2 separate regions of the Homo sapiens genome follow, and region 1 is linked to region 2. Evidence: read pairs that join two places in POLR2A ChIA-PET (ENCODE). Cell type or tissue: PC-3. All regions are shown on one strand. Links, peaks and the distances in the headings refer to the core of each region. The heading gives the core; the rest is flanking DNA.

Region 1 (8,123 bases), core at 2,559-5,058, 140 kb after region 2:
CACCATGCCTGGCTAATTTTTGTAGTTTGGGTAGAGAAGGGGTTTTACCATGTTAGCCAGGCTGGTCTCAAACTCCTGATCTCGCACCCGCCGTGGCCTCCCAGAGTGCTGGGATAACAGGCGTGAGCCACCGCGCCCAGCCCAATCATTTTCTATTTAATACTTCCCTGAACAGTAGTGATTCCCTGTGAGGCTGTTTTGCTACCTTTTCCAAAAACTCCCCAAAATAAATTAATAAATTTATAACAATCCAACACATGCACACGCACACACACACCTGTGCTCTGAGTCCTGGCATATGTTTTCAGGCACCAAGAGCTTCCTAGCAGCCATGCATTTGTGTCCTGTAGCAGAAGTTTGTTCCCAAAGTGCTGGAAGTATCAGTTTGTGATTTGCCAGGATGAAAAAGGCAGTACGGAGGTGTCTTACTGGATGTTAGGATGCAAGCATTCAAGGATATGGTCCAGGAATCAGAGAGTAAAGATTAATTCAGGCTTAATGGAGGAGGTTGTAACCAATCCTGCAACCAGAAAAGAAGTCACACACAATTGTGAAGAGTAAGTGAAAGATACCAGGACCAGGCTGAGCGCTGAGGCTCACGCCTGTCATCCCAGGACTTTGGGAGGCTGAGGCGGGCAGATCACCTGAGGTCAGGAGTTAGAGACCAGCCTGGCCAACATGGCAAAACCCCGTCTCTACTAAAAATACAAAAAAATTAGCCGGGCGTGGTGGCAGTCGCCTGCAGTCCCAGCTACTCGGGAGGCTAAGGCAGGAGAATCACTTGAAGCCTGGAGGCGGAGGCTGCAGTGTGCTGAGATCACGCCATTGCACACTCCAGCCTGGGCAACAGAGCAGGACTCCGTATCAAAAAAAAAAAAAAAAAAAGATATGAGGACCAAAGCCCCATTATGAACTCGAGCAACTTGAAAAGAACAAAACAGGCATTTAATGCTGGTCCAGAGAAGACTACTGTTTCTAGAGACACTAATTTTCTTGTTAATGGGAAATGCAAACATTTGCAATTCACTGTGCACTTTGCAGGAAGACTATAATAGGCCAGCTTGTATGAATTTAACCTATATGTTTCAGTGTCAACAGTTTCCAGGCAAGCTGTGCGGGGATGGTTTAAAATTTTAAAATAGAGAAAATATAAACAGTAACAATTGAATGTTTTTAAAGACACAAGAAGGAAGCATAGGTCATAATAACAGAAGCCCTGGGCATCTTTTAGCATGATTTTTTGTATTTTTAATGCTAAAAAAGATTTATTTGTTGCCGAATAGCTTTAACAGAAGTGCTATGGCAGAGTGGTTAAGAAAACAGGAGCTAAAATTAGACAGATATTGCCGAGCACAGTAGCTCACACCTGTAATTCCAGCACTTTGGGAGGCTGAGGCGGGTGGATCACCTGAGGTCAGGAGTTCGAGACCAGCCTGGCCAACATGGTGAAATCCTGTCTCTATTAAAAATTCCAAAAATTACCCAGACGTGGTGGTGCGTGCCTGTAATCCCAGTTACTCAGGAGGCTGAGGCAGAAGAATCACTTCAACCCAGGAGGCAGAGGTTGCAGTGAGCCGAGATTGTGCCACTGCACTCCAGCCTGGGCAACAGAGCGAGACTCCGTCTCTTAAAAAAAAAAGACCTTAAATTCTAGATCAGTGCAATTTTGCCCCCTTGCCCCAGAAGACATTTGGTAATATCTGGAGACATTTTTTATTGTCCAGCTGGCGGGGGGCAAGGAGAAGCTGCTGGTGGCATCCAGTGAGTGAAGGCCGGGGACACACTACATACAGACCCTGTCAGGCACAGAACGGCCCCTGGAACAAAAAGTTACCTGGTCCCAACTGTCAATAGTGTTGAGAGTGACAGCTCCTATTCTACCCTGTTCTAGAAGGGGAGGGGAAAAACAATGCTAGAATTAAATAGAAAAGACAATTCCAGATACTGCTCAGTGCTGCGAAGCCACTGAAGCAGGGCAGGGGACATCAGGGAAGGCTCCTGGAGGAAGTGACATTTTTGCTGAACAGGAACAGTTAGAAAAGAGCCAGGCAGGCCAGGCGCGGTGGCTCATACCTGTAATCCCAACACTTTGGGAGGTCGAGGCAGGTAGATCACGAGGTCAGGAGATTAACACCATCCTGGCCAACATGGTGAAACCCCATCTCTACTAAAAATACAAAAATTAGATGGGTGTGGTGGTGCGAACCTGTAGTCCCAGCTACTCGGGAGGTTGAGGCATGAGAATCACTTGAACCCAGGAGACAGAGGTTGCAGTGAGCTGAGATCCCGCCACTGCACTCCAGCCTGGCAACAGAGCAAGATTCTGTCTCAAAAAAAAAAAAAAAAAAAAAAAAAAAAGAGCCAGGCAAAGCTCTGGGGGCAGAACTGTAGAGGCCCAGGGAAAAGCAAGGGCAAAAAACCCTGAGGCCAGACCAAGTTGCAGTGAACAGAGGCAGATGCACGTGCGCTACCATGCCCAGCTAATTTTTGTATTTTTAGTAGAGATGGGGTTTTACCATGTTAAGAAAATAAAATATCCAGTTCTCCCCAGTCATTCCCAGGGTGATTAAGGTGGGGAAGGGTCAGAGTGAGCTGGCAATTTTGATGTTTGAAAGTTCTGGCTGGGCACAGTGGCTCAAACCTGTAAACCCAGCACTTTGGGAGGCCAAGGCGGGCAGACCACTTGAGCCGAAGAGTTTGAGACCAGCCTGACCAACATGGTGAAACCTCATCTCTATTTTAAAAAATACAGCCGGACACGATGGCTCACACCTGTAATCCCATCACTTTGAGAGGCCCAGGCGGGTGGATCACTTGAGGTCAGGAGTTTGAGACCAGACTGGCCAACATGGTGAAACCTTGTCTCTATTAAAAACAGAAAAATTAGCCGGGCATGGTGGTGCACGCCTGTAATCCCGGCTACTTGGGAGGCTGAGGCAGGAGAATTGCTTGAACCTGGGGGATGGAAGTTGCAGCAAGCCGAGATTGCACCACTGCACTTCAGCCTGAGCAACAGAGAAAGACTCTGTCTCAAAAGAATATGTGTGTGTGTGTGTGTATATATATATATATGTGTGTGTGTATATATGTGTGTGTGTATATATATATGTGTGTATATATATGTGTGTGTGTATATATATGTATATATGTGTGTGTGTGTGTGTGTGTGTGTGTGTGTGTGTGTGTATCTCTCTAGAATCCTGGTTTGGTGGCACACATCTGTAGTCCCAACTACTCAGGAGGTTGAGGTGGGAGGATGGCTTGAGACTGGGAGGTTGAGGCTGCAGTGAGCCGAGACTGCAGCACTGCACTCTAGCGTGGGCAGCAGAGTGAGACCCTGTCTCAAAAGAAAGTTCTGGATGAAGAAAACCAAGATTTAACAAGGGCAAAAGAGCAATAAAAATGATTCCAATTTTTGGAAGCTTACAAGAACCATCGTTGTACCAAAATTATCCTATATGAGATATTAGAAAACCAAAAAACTAGTTCAAATAAGAAAAAAATTCTGTAAAATATAGAAATCTACTTAGGAGTCTGATGCGGGCATATGCAGTTGATTGTCAGCCCTGTCTACCACGGAGGAGCCACATTAAACAAGGCATTAACTGTAGTCCACGTCAAGCTACTTCCAAGTGGCTGTTTAAAGATTTTTAAACATAGGGGATATTGTTTATGAAATGTAATCTGATCACCCAAGCAAAAATGACACAAATTCCACAGCAACTGCAGAGATTAAAGAAGTGTTTTAAGGACAAACTCCACATGAATCCCTTATCTAGCACCCGTCTTGTAAATTTACTCACCAAATAAGAGCTTTCAGGAGAGACGCTAAGGGATAAAGACAATTCACTCTTCAGAGAAAGACTTTCAGTGGACTTTGAAATTCCACTTTCAAATTGAGGCATAAACACCACTAAACCTGTGGGATTAAAAGACATAGTAAGGCATTATTATGTTTTTTACAGAGCCTAAAAATAATATTAATGTAATAATAACAGCAGCTGTATAATGAAAAGAGGCTCCGATAAAATTACAAAAAAATACAAATTTAAAAAAAAATAATAACAGCAGCGGACATTTCCTGAGCTAAGTGTTTTCTACTTATTAACTCTAATTGTCAAAGGGATTTATCATCTTCCTTTTGTAGATGAGGGCAATGGGGTCTCCCAGGGGGGTGTGTGGCTTGCCCCAAAATGCACAGCTATTGAACAATGTCCAGGCTCTGACAGGGGCAGGTCAGTGCTAAGTCAGTCTCCAAACTATGTTCCTTGTCGCATCTTGAGTAAGTTAATTCAGTGCCTCCCGGCATGGGGGAGAGAACAATGTAGAGATCACTTTCAGAGACTAATAATAACAACTAGCCTTAATTGAGCACCTGCTGTGTGCTCCATTCCAAGGCTAAGTGCTTTCACTCAGATCATCTCATCTGATTTTCATGATAAGCCTAGGAGTAGGTACTTCTATTATTTTCACTCGACAGCTGAGGGACCTAGGGCTCAGGTAGGTTCAGTAACTTAGCTAAGGTTACACATCCACGAAGGGCCAAAACCAGATATGAAACCCTGTAGTCAGATCTACCTGTCTACATGTTTAGCCAATACACTACAGTGAGGCAAATGGAAAAGAAATCACAAGTAGACGGGGTAGGTTAGAAGTTTGGATGCAACTCAGACATAGTCTCATTGCATCCCATGTATATTTCTCTTCACAGCAAATTGAAAATGGTGATTAACTGCAACCAAATTAAAATTTATATAATGAGTTGAACTCTTTCAGGAGTTTTCTCTGTTTTTCTGTTGATACCTCTCTATATTTTAAGGCAATGTCACTTTGCTTTGCTTACAAATATATTGAATATGTCAAGATTACTATTTTGTTATTACCTTTGTGAATTTCCTTGTCTATTTTGCTGGCTTGTTCTTCCAGATGAAATTTATTATTTGATTAATGTTGCCAAAAATGGTAAGAAAAATATCAATTATAGTAATAAAATGTTTTGTGGGGAAAGCATGGTAATTAAATGATTAGTTGTGAAAGTATTTCTTTGGTGTGTGCTTCCATTTGATTAGATTGTAAGACTTTTATCTGCCTTGGTGTCTCATTCCCGGTGTCTGTCACAGAGTTTGCACATAGCCAATGCTCCACTGGTATCTTTTAACAGGTTTGGGGGACTTGGGGCTTGTTTTGGTTTTGGTTTTGGTTTTGGTTTGAGTAAATGAAGCAATCATTGGAAAGGTGTAGGGGAAGTGCAAAGAGCCATAGGACCAGGGAATCCGAAATCATGGTTCCAAACTAGAAAGCAAGCACTTTCACTTTTTTCTTTCAAAATTTCTTTCTTCCAGAAACTTAATCCTAGCACAATTTTGATCACTAGGCCAAAATCATTCTACATGTCTGTCTTAGTCCCTTTGGGCTACCGTAACAAAATACCATAGACTGGGTAGCTTAGAGCAACAGACATTGATTTCTCCCAGTTCTAGAAGCTGGAAGTCAGAGAACAGAATGTCAGCATCTGGTATCCTGATCTCTGACTCCCACTGACCTCTGGGTACTACCATCAGGCTCTGGTGACAGCCGGCTTCCAGGCTGCAGACTGCCAACGTGGCAGAAAGGGAAAGTTCCCTGGGATTGCCTTTATAAGGGCACTAATCCCACGCATGAGGGCTCCACTCTCATGACCTCACCACCTCCCAAAGATCCCCACCTTCAAATACCAACACATTAGGGATTAAGATTTCAACAGATGAATTTGGAGGGAAAACAAACATTCAGTCCATCGCTATGTCCGCCATCAAAGAAAGAAACTCGGAAACACTCAAATGGTTACTTCCCACACACTCAGCTTCCAACCTTCAGCACCATTGGGTTTATTTTATTTTATTTATTTATTTATTCATTTATTTTTTTGAGATGGAGTCTCACACTCTCGCCTGGGCTGGAGTGCAATGGCGCAATCTCGGCTGACTGCAACCTCCACCTCCCGGGTTCAAGCAACTCTCCTGCCTCAGCCTCCTGAGTAGCTGGGATTACAGGTGCCCACCACCACGCCCGGCTAATTTGTTGTATTTTTAGTAGAGACGAGGTTTCACTATGTTGGCCAGGCTGGTCTCGAACTCCTGACCTCGTGATCTGCCCGCCTCAGCCTCCCAAAGTGCTGGGATTACAGGCATGAGCCACCTCGCCCAGCATCATTGGGTTTACTTAGGATAAAAATATAATTGTTAACTTCTCAAGGAGTTACACCTTGGGGGGTGCCGTTCCATTTATTAGTACCTTGGATGTTAATCTTGTTGGTTGGCACGAGGGGGGATCTTATGGTGCATCGGGGTCACACTTAGATTCTTACCGACCTAGCTTCCCTCTCTGCTCCTTGTGTCACTCAAGCATCTTAAGTCAGACTAAAAGTGACCGTGTAGAATAACAAAAGGCTACAGATTTGAAGAGCACAGTCTGCAGTAATCTTACTTGGCCATGGTAGATGATACGGCCCGCTGGTTAAGTCTTGGAGGCAGACTTAAGACAAGAAGCTCAAGGCTGAGTAACTGGGAAGTTCATGCCTCCTCCATCCACCATGCTGGAGAAATAAATGTAGACAGAAGCAAATCCAAATGAACGTCCTTCTCTTGGTAGGACTGCAGTCTTCGATTTTCAAGTCTAATACGCCCAGCTTCAAAATCTGGGTCTGCCACGGGACAAACTTCGGCAGCTTCCTTTACTTCTCTAAGCCTTGTGTGTATGGGAATAACATAATAGGGCCTCTTTCAGAATTCTGGAGTCAACCGGGCATGGTGGCTCACACCTGTAATCCCAGCACTTTGGGAGGCCAAGACGGGCAGATCACTTGAGATCAGAGTTCGAGACCAGCCTGGCCAACATGGTGAAACCTGTCTCTGCTAAAAATACAAAAATTAGCTGGGTATGGTGGTGAGAACCTGTAATCCCAGCTGCTCGGGAGGCTGATGCAGGAGAATCACTTGAGCTGGGAAGTGGAGGGTGCAGTTAGCCAAGATTGCACCACTGCACTCCAGCCTGGGCAACAGAATGAGACCCTGTCTCTCAAGAAAAAAAAAAAAAAAAGCCAGGCATGCTGGTTCATGCCTGTAATTCCAGCACTTTGGGAGGCTGAGGTGGGAGGATCATCTGAAGTCAGGAGTTTGAGACCAGCCTGGCCAACATGGTGAGACCCTGTCTCTACTAAAAAAAAAAAAAAAAAAAAAATACAAAAATTAACTGGGTGTGGTGGTGGGCGCCTGTAATCTCAGCTACTCGGGAGGCCGAGGCAAGGAATTGCTTGAACCCAGGAGGCGGAGGTTGTAGTGAGCTGACATCCCACCACTGCATTCCAGCCTGGGCGACTGAGCGAGACTCGGTCTCAAAAAAAAAAAAAAAAAGTTGGAGTCAAGTTTAAATAAGATAAAGATTATAAAGCCCTGGCCGGGTGCAGTGGCTCAAGCCTGTAATCCCAGCACTTTGGGAAGCCGAGGCAGGCAGATCACCTGAGGTCAGGAGTTTGAGACCAGCTTGGCCAACGTGGTGAAACCTCATCTCTACTAAAAATACAAAAATTAGCCAGGCATGGTGGTGGGTGCCTGTAATCCCAGCTACTTGGGAGGCTGAGGCAGGAGAATTGCTTGAACCCAGGAGGTGGAGGTTGCAGTGAACCGAGATCGTGCCATTGCACTCTAGCCTGGGTGACAAGAGCGAAAACTCTGTCTCAAAAAAAAAAAGTCCGGGCGCGGTGGCTCACGCCTGTAATCCCAGCACTTTGGGAGGCCGAGGCGGGCGGATCACGAGGTCAAGAGATTGAGACCATCCTGGCTAACACAGTGAAACCCCGTATAAAAAATTAGCTGGGCGTGGTGGAGGGCGCCTGTAGTCCCAGCTACTCGGGAGGCTGAGGCAGGAGAACAGCATGAACCCGAGAGGCAGAGCTCGCAGTGAGCCGAGATCCCGCTACTGCACTCCAGCCTGGACGACAGAGCAAGACTCCGTCTCAAAAAAAAAAAAAAAAAAATTATAAAGCATTTAGTGCAATGGCTAAAAAAAAAAGTGCTTGATAAATTGATTGCTACTATTAGTGTTATGATTATTAGTGACACAGAATATAGCCAGCTATTTATTTA
Region 2 (7,048 bases), core at 2,664-5,163:
GTTATCTTGTTTGCCTGTTTTGGTGCACTGAACATATTTACGAAATGAAAAAGCTCCTTTCTAAATGGGTGTTAACTGCTCTAAGATTCCCAGGAAACGTGTTGAAGGGACATCTAAATGGAAATTGTGCAGTATTACTCCATTGCACCTTTTAGGAAGAAAACAATTGTGGCTACTCTGTTGGGCTCTGGTGGCAGTGTAGTAGTGAGTGATTTGTGTGACTGCGGCACATTCATTTTCCTTTTCTATTATAATCTCACCTTCCTTAAGGAATAAATGAGACCATACAGTAAAGGGCTAAGCAAAGTTGCATGACACAGCTTCGGTAGCAGCTGTTACTGTTTTATTATGTCTTTGCTTCAAGCTCTCTCCCTGGGCCTGGAGCTTAGCTTCTGCACACAAATGCTTGATGGAGAGAGCTCTGTGTTATCTGAATCCAGAAATTCTACAGCAGAGGTTTGGCTCCACCTCACCATTGATTTCCTTTCGGTGATTTTGTAAGTCATCACTTTGTAATGCAATTTCTCTCTGTATGAAACAAACGAGTATTTTTTTTTACCACCCCTTCTGAGACTGTTGATAAAACACACTCGACAAACGTTTTACAGCACCCTTGTGAGGCACTAAGGAATGGGGAGAAATCTACACCTAACCACCACCACCACCAGGCATCCCAGTGTGCTCAGGGCAGCGCCAGTTTTTGCAGAAGTATTAATAGCCCCTCCTTTCACTCCCCCAAGCGTCTTCGATGGGATGGTTAGTTATAAGGTCACGCTACAGAAAACATAACACCAGGCCTGGAGAAGTTCAGAGTCAGGGTGAGAGAAAAGACTGGGAGGAGGAGGTGGGCACTGGAGACCAGATAACCAGAGAGATAACAGATAGATACATAGATAGACAGGTCATAGAGATACATAGATAAGATAGATGATAGATAAGACACATAGATGATTGATAGATGATAGATAGATAGATAGATAGATAGATAGATAGATAGATAGATAGATGATAGATACATACAATATATATAGATGAGTAGATAAAGATAGATAGGTACAGCCAGGCATGGTGGCTCATGCCTGTAATCCCAGCACTTTGGGGGGCCGAGGCAGGAGGATCACTTGAGTCCAGAGTTCAAGACCAGCCTGGGCAACATAACGGGACCCCGTCTCTATTAAATAAATTTTTAAAAAGATAGATAGGTAATAGATACATAGATGACAGACACATAGGTACATAATACATACATAGATGATAGATAGATGGAAAATAGGTAGAGGATGGATAGATAGATGGTAGATAGATACATACATACATATAAATGGGTAGATATAGATAAGTAATAGAAACATAAACAGGTAATAGACACATAGATACATAATACATATATATATATACATACATCAATAGAGAATAGATGGATAGGAAGATGGATGGATGGATGGATAGATAAATAGATACCTGGAGATTAAGAGAAGGAGAAATGAAGCTAAATGAAGCTTCATTTAGCTGAGAAACTGAATGACCGTGGGCAAATGTGTCATCTCTCTGAGTCACTGCTGCTTCATGGGGAAAGCAGGGACCATTGAGTCAGGCCTGCTTCCAGGGTGTGTAGCTGATGAAATGACAGGCACCTGAGCACCTGGCACAGGACCTCTCAACATGCAACTACGGCATAGCAAAGAAGGGATTTGACTCCTCAAGAACCAAAGAGGAAACCTCAAAAGAAAACCATCATAATACATAGAGTTATGTGTCATTTCCAAAAATATAATTATATCTTATGCTTTATTTTATATATATGTATATATACATGTATCTGTATATGTGTATATATATACATGTATACGTACATATATACGTGTATATATACGTATACATATATACACATGGATATATATACACACACATGGATATATATACATATATGTATATATACATATATACGTATATACATGTATACATATATACGTATATATATGAATATGTGTGTGTGTGTGTGTGTGTGTGTGTGTATATATATTTTTTTTTTTTTTTGAGACAGAGTCTCGCTCTGTCGCCCAGGCTGGTGTGCAGTGGCGCGATCTCAGCTCACTGCAAGCTCTGTCTCCCAGGTTCATGCCATCCTCCTGCCTCAGCCTCTCAAGTAGCTGGGACTACAGGCGCCCACCACCACGACTGGCTAATTTTTGTATTTTTAGTAGAGACGGGGTTTCACCATGTTAGCCAGGATGGTCTTGATCTCCTGACCTTGTGATCCGCCCGCCTCGGCCTCCCAAAGTGCTGGGATTACGGGCATGAGCCACTGCGCCCGGCCGCGTTATTATCTTTTTCCTTTGAACTTCACTTGGGGCTGTGGAGAGGACCCCGTCATCATCAAGGTACACGAAGACCTCTCAGATGGCCTTGCAAACTGTAAGGGCTCGACCTGTCTTTCATTCTTAGATTCCATTCCATGCCAGGAACTAACTACACAGCAGGCCAGGAGGGCAAGGGCTGGGGCAGAAGACAAGCACCATTCGACGGGGGCAAGGATGATGGAGTGACGGCTCCTACCTCAGCTGGGGACAGGAGATAAGAGACAGAGAGCACAGAAAGCAGTCTTGCACATAAGATCCCCAAACCTCCCTCTCACATGTAGATACAAACAGCAGAGAGGATCCAGCACTGGCCAAAGGAGAGACAGCTCTCATTTTATAAACATCCATATCTCCTGCTCCACCAACTTCCTAAATGCCTTCTTAAATTTTTGTGCAGGCTCCTAAGAAATAATATCAGCCAGCACCTGCTGCAAAGGGGCATCCCAGGATGTGTGACTGAATCCTGTGGCAACACTGCGAGGTTGGCATCATTACCCCCACACCCTCCCCAACCGAGGAAAGAGCTGGAACCTGGGGAGATGAATGACTTGATGTCCCACAGCCAACTGGCCTGCAGGCCCAGGGTGAGAGCTCTCCTTCTGAAAGGCTTTCCTGCCACCTGGAGCTGAGATTTGCCTTGCCTGCTTCTTAAAGCAATAGCTCCTCTTACCACTCCTTCAAAATACCTCTCAAATCCAACCGCTTGTCATCACAGCCCTGCTCTTACCCTAATCTAAGCTACTCACACCTCTTGGTCAAAGACTACTATAGCCTCCTCTCTGGTCTCTCTGCTTTCTGGTCATCAGCTCATTCCAGTGCCTGGTTTTGTCCCTGGAAGTCCCATGTCCCAGGAAACCCCTCCATCTCTGGTAAATCCAGATGACTGGTCACATTCTCTGCTGCCCACTTGCCCTCATCCCTGCAATCTGTTCTCCGAGAAGCATCAGTGTCATTTTTAAAATGTAAAGCGCATTGTCTCATGCTGCTTGGGACTCCCCATGATCCTTCCAACAAAACCTGGATTCTTTAACAGGGTCACAATGATCTTGCTGATATGGACCCTGGTCAAAGCTGAAGCAAGGATGGCTAGCCCAGGGCAGGGATGTGTGCTGGAGTTGAAGGCCCTCCCTACAAAGGCCACCTGCAAGGGCCACTACCACTTCGGAATTTGTGAAGGCCTGCATCGCTCCAGTGCCCCCAGACTTGTACCCGCTGACATATCTCTATCTTTCTGGGATCCTCACTCACGCCCTGGCCTGATGGCCTCTGTCACTCCTCTCCGTCCTTGTTTTCTTCACCCCAGCCACAATAGCTTCTGGCCAAGCATGTTCCCACCTTGTGGCTTTTCCCTCTGATACGATTTGGCTGTGTCCCCACCAAATCTCAACTTGAATTGTATCTTCCAGAATTCCCATGTGTTGTGGGGGGACCCAGGGGGAGGTAATTGAATCATGAGAGCCGGTCTTTCCCTTGCTATTCTTGTGATAGTGAATAAGTCTCATGAGATCTGATACTTTTATCAGGGGTCTCTGCTTTTGCTTCCTCGTCATTTTTCTCTTGCCGCCACCATGTAGGAAGTGCCTTTTGCCCCCTGCCATGATTCTGAGGCCTCCCCAGCCACGTGGAACTGTAAGTCCAATTAAACCTTTTTTGCTTCCCAGTCTCGGGTATGTTTTTATCAGCAGCGTGAAAACGGACTAATATACCCTCCTTTCTGGTGGCTCACTCCCCACCCCTTACAAGGCTGTGCCCTCCCATCCCCCACGCATCCATTACTCTCCCTGTTTTATTTTTCTCCCCGGCACTTACCTCTACTTGGCAGATATACCTTTTCCATAATTATTTGGCATCTCTCTCCCTCACTAGCTCCACAGACATGTGACTATTCTCGGTCCATGTCCCAGCATGGTCCCAGGGCGGAGGACAGTTCCTGACACATCGGTGCTCCGTGAATACTTGTTAATGGATGCTAGGCGGATCTCAGGGTCCTGTGCCGCTCTTTGATTCCTTCACTCTGCCTGACTCTCTTCCACCTATTATCTTTCTTATTTTCATTTTTTTCCACTTCTTCTTATTCTCCACTTGGCAATTGCCACCTCCATCTTCCTCATAAAGCCACCAAAAGAGGAAACAAAAAGAAAGAAAATTCAACATGCAGAAATACACTTGTCTTTCCCAATCTTGAAATTGGAGGTTTGAGTGCCAAGGCAGGGCTTTCGATGGTTCATCTCAGTGAAGGTGTGGGAAGCCCGCTGCAGGCGGTGCTCCTGGAAGCCCTGTGGCAGAGGGTCTTCACAGTGTGCTCATGGCCACACACCTAGGAAGTGGCAGGCACCACTGCAGCCACGCTGCAATCCACACGGTTCCAACCCAAGCACCTCATGATTTCACCCCATGCTCCATGGCCCTAGTCAGTTAGGTCTGGGTGGGGATTTTAAACCTTCTTTGCTTAGACTATGTTAGACTCCAGACTTATTTTTAAAAGCAAAAAGAGGCCGGGCATGGTGGCGCACGCCTGTAACCCCAGCACTTTGGGAGGCCAAGGTGGGTGGATCACTTGAGGTGAGGAGTTCAAGACAGGCCTGGCCAACATGGTGAAACCCCATCTCTACCAAAACATCAAAAATTAGCCAGGCATGGTGGCGGGCGCCTGTAATACCAGCTGCTCAGGAGGCTGAGGCAGGAGAATTGCTTGAACCCAGGAGGTGGAGGTTGCAGTGAGCTGAGATCGTACCACTGCACTCCAGCCTGGGTGACAAGAGCGAGACTCCGTCTCAAAAAAAAAAAAAAGAAAGAAAAGAAAAGAAGAAAGAAGAGAGGCAGGGCATAGTGGCTCACGCCTGTAATCCCAGCACTTTGGGAGGCCAAGCTGGGCAGATAACTTGAGGTCAGGAGTTCGAGACCATCCTGGTCAACATGGCAAAACCCTGCATCTACTAAAAATACAAAAATCAGCTGGGCATGGTGGCAGCCACCTGAGTAACCTGTAATCCCAACTACTCAGGTGGCTGAGGCAGGAGGATCACTTGAACCTAGGAGGCGGAGGTTGCAGTGAGCCAAGATCACACCACTGCATTCCAGCCTGGGCGACGGAGCAAGACTCCATCTCAAAAAAAAAAGAAAGAAAGAAAAGGAAAGAAGAGAAAAAAAGTGTTATCACCCTTAAGAAGCAGCTAGATCAAGTACCTTTATCAGTGATTCTCATATTTAAGTATACACAGGAATCATCTGAAGCTGTTAACTCCCTAAGCCTCAGTGTCTATAAAGCATCTATAAAACAAGGATACTAACAATAACTACTTCCTGGACTTCTGTAAAATTTTTAAAAGTTTTAAATGTGTTTTAACCAGGAGCCTTTCAGTTGCAATAGCAGAAACCTCAACTCAAACTGACTTAAGCAAAATAGGAATTTATTGACTCATATAACTTAATGATCCAGGAGTTGATAGCTTCAGGCGTGGCTAAATCCAGGGGGCTCAAACCGTATCCACCCTGTTCTTTTTTTTCTTTCTTTCTGCTTTCTTCTATGTTGGTTTCATTCTTGGCTTGGCCCCTCTCTGTAGTAAACTCTGATTACTTCATGGTTCCCTTTTCTCCATGTTAAGTCCAAGAGAAGATAAAAACATCTGTTGGCCAATAATTTATTTTTTTCTTTCTTTCTTTCTTTCTTTCTTTTTTTTTCTCTTGCTCAGGCTGGAGTGCAGTGGCATGATCACGGCTTACTGCAACCTAGACCTCCTGAGCTCCAACAATCCTCAGCCAACCAAGTAGCTGGAACTACAGGTGCACGCCACCATGCCCAGCATATTTTTTGTGGTTTTTTGTTTGTTTGTTTTTGAGGCAGAGTCTCGCTCTGTCGCCCAGGCTGGAGTGCAGTGGCATGATCTCGGTTCAATGCAATCTCCGCCTCCCGGGTTCAAGCGATTCTCCTGTCTCAGCCTTCCAAGTAGCTGGGATTACAGGCGCCCACCACTAGGCCCAGCTAATTTTTCTATTTTTAGTAGAGACGGGGTTTCGCCATGTTGGCCAGGCTGGTCTCAAACTCCTGACCTCAGGAGATCCGCCCACCTCAGCCTCCCAAAGTGCTGGGATTACAGGAGTGAGCCACTGCGCCTGGCCAATTTTTGTGTTTTGTTTTTTGTTTTTTGGTTTTTTTTTTTTTTGCAGGGAAACGGTTTTGTTATGTTGCCTAGGCTGGTCTCGAACTCAAGTGATCTGCCCGCCTTTGCCTCCCAAAGTGCTGGGATCCCAGGTGTGAGCTGCTACGTCCAGCCTCTTGCCCAATAATTTCAGTGAAAGTCCTGGGCTCAAGTCTCACTTGACCACTTAGATCATTTATGAACCAATCAGTTTGCCAAGCTGGGAATCAATGTTCATCCTTGAAGTCAGAGTGCACAGTCAGCACCCTAAAAACCACGAGCTGAAAGTGGGTGTGGTAGTTAGCCAAAGGAAAATTAGGGAGATTTTACACAAAGAAGGGAAATAAATGTGTGAATACAAAAATCTATGGATGCCCACAACATGTGGCCTGGTACACATGTAAGTACTCAATCTATGTTAGCTATTAAAGGGAGCACCTGACCAGAGGGCAAGGAATATTTGGGGATCACTGAAGCTTCAGAATCACACTTTTCAGCTGATGGTTCTGTACCTCGGCAGGACATCAGAAGTTCTTGCAGAGCTTCTAA

Evidence for each region. Peaks named below come from ENCODE experiments on the same cell type or tissue, not always from the same donor. Only the 100,000 strongest peaks of a DNase experiment are listed, where the experiment ranks them.
Region 1: POLR2A ChIA-PET joins it to region 2 with 5 read pairs; 19 of 35 experiments call an interaction of 5 or more read pairs at or near these places.

The regions. Positions count from the first base shown.
Region 1 is chr20:53,764,812-53,772,934 of GRCh38, reverse strand. No RefSeq gene overlaps it. Among named protein-coding and RNA genes, the nearest start is that of BCAS1-AS1, 150 kb to the left of the region's middle. RefSeq lists enhancers at 4,198-4,794, 5,117-5,286. In PC-3, for the core only: no CTCF peak of the experiment used is centred there; no DNase peak of the experiment used is centred there; H3K27ac peaks cover 752 bases.
Region 2 is chr20:53,908,043-53,915,090 of GRCh38, reverse strand. No RefSeq gene overlaps it. Among named protein-coding and RNA genes, the nearest start is that of BCAS1-AS1, 3.9 kb to the left of the region's middle. In PC-3, for the core only: no CTCF peak of the experiment used is centred there; no DNase peak of the experiment used is centred there.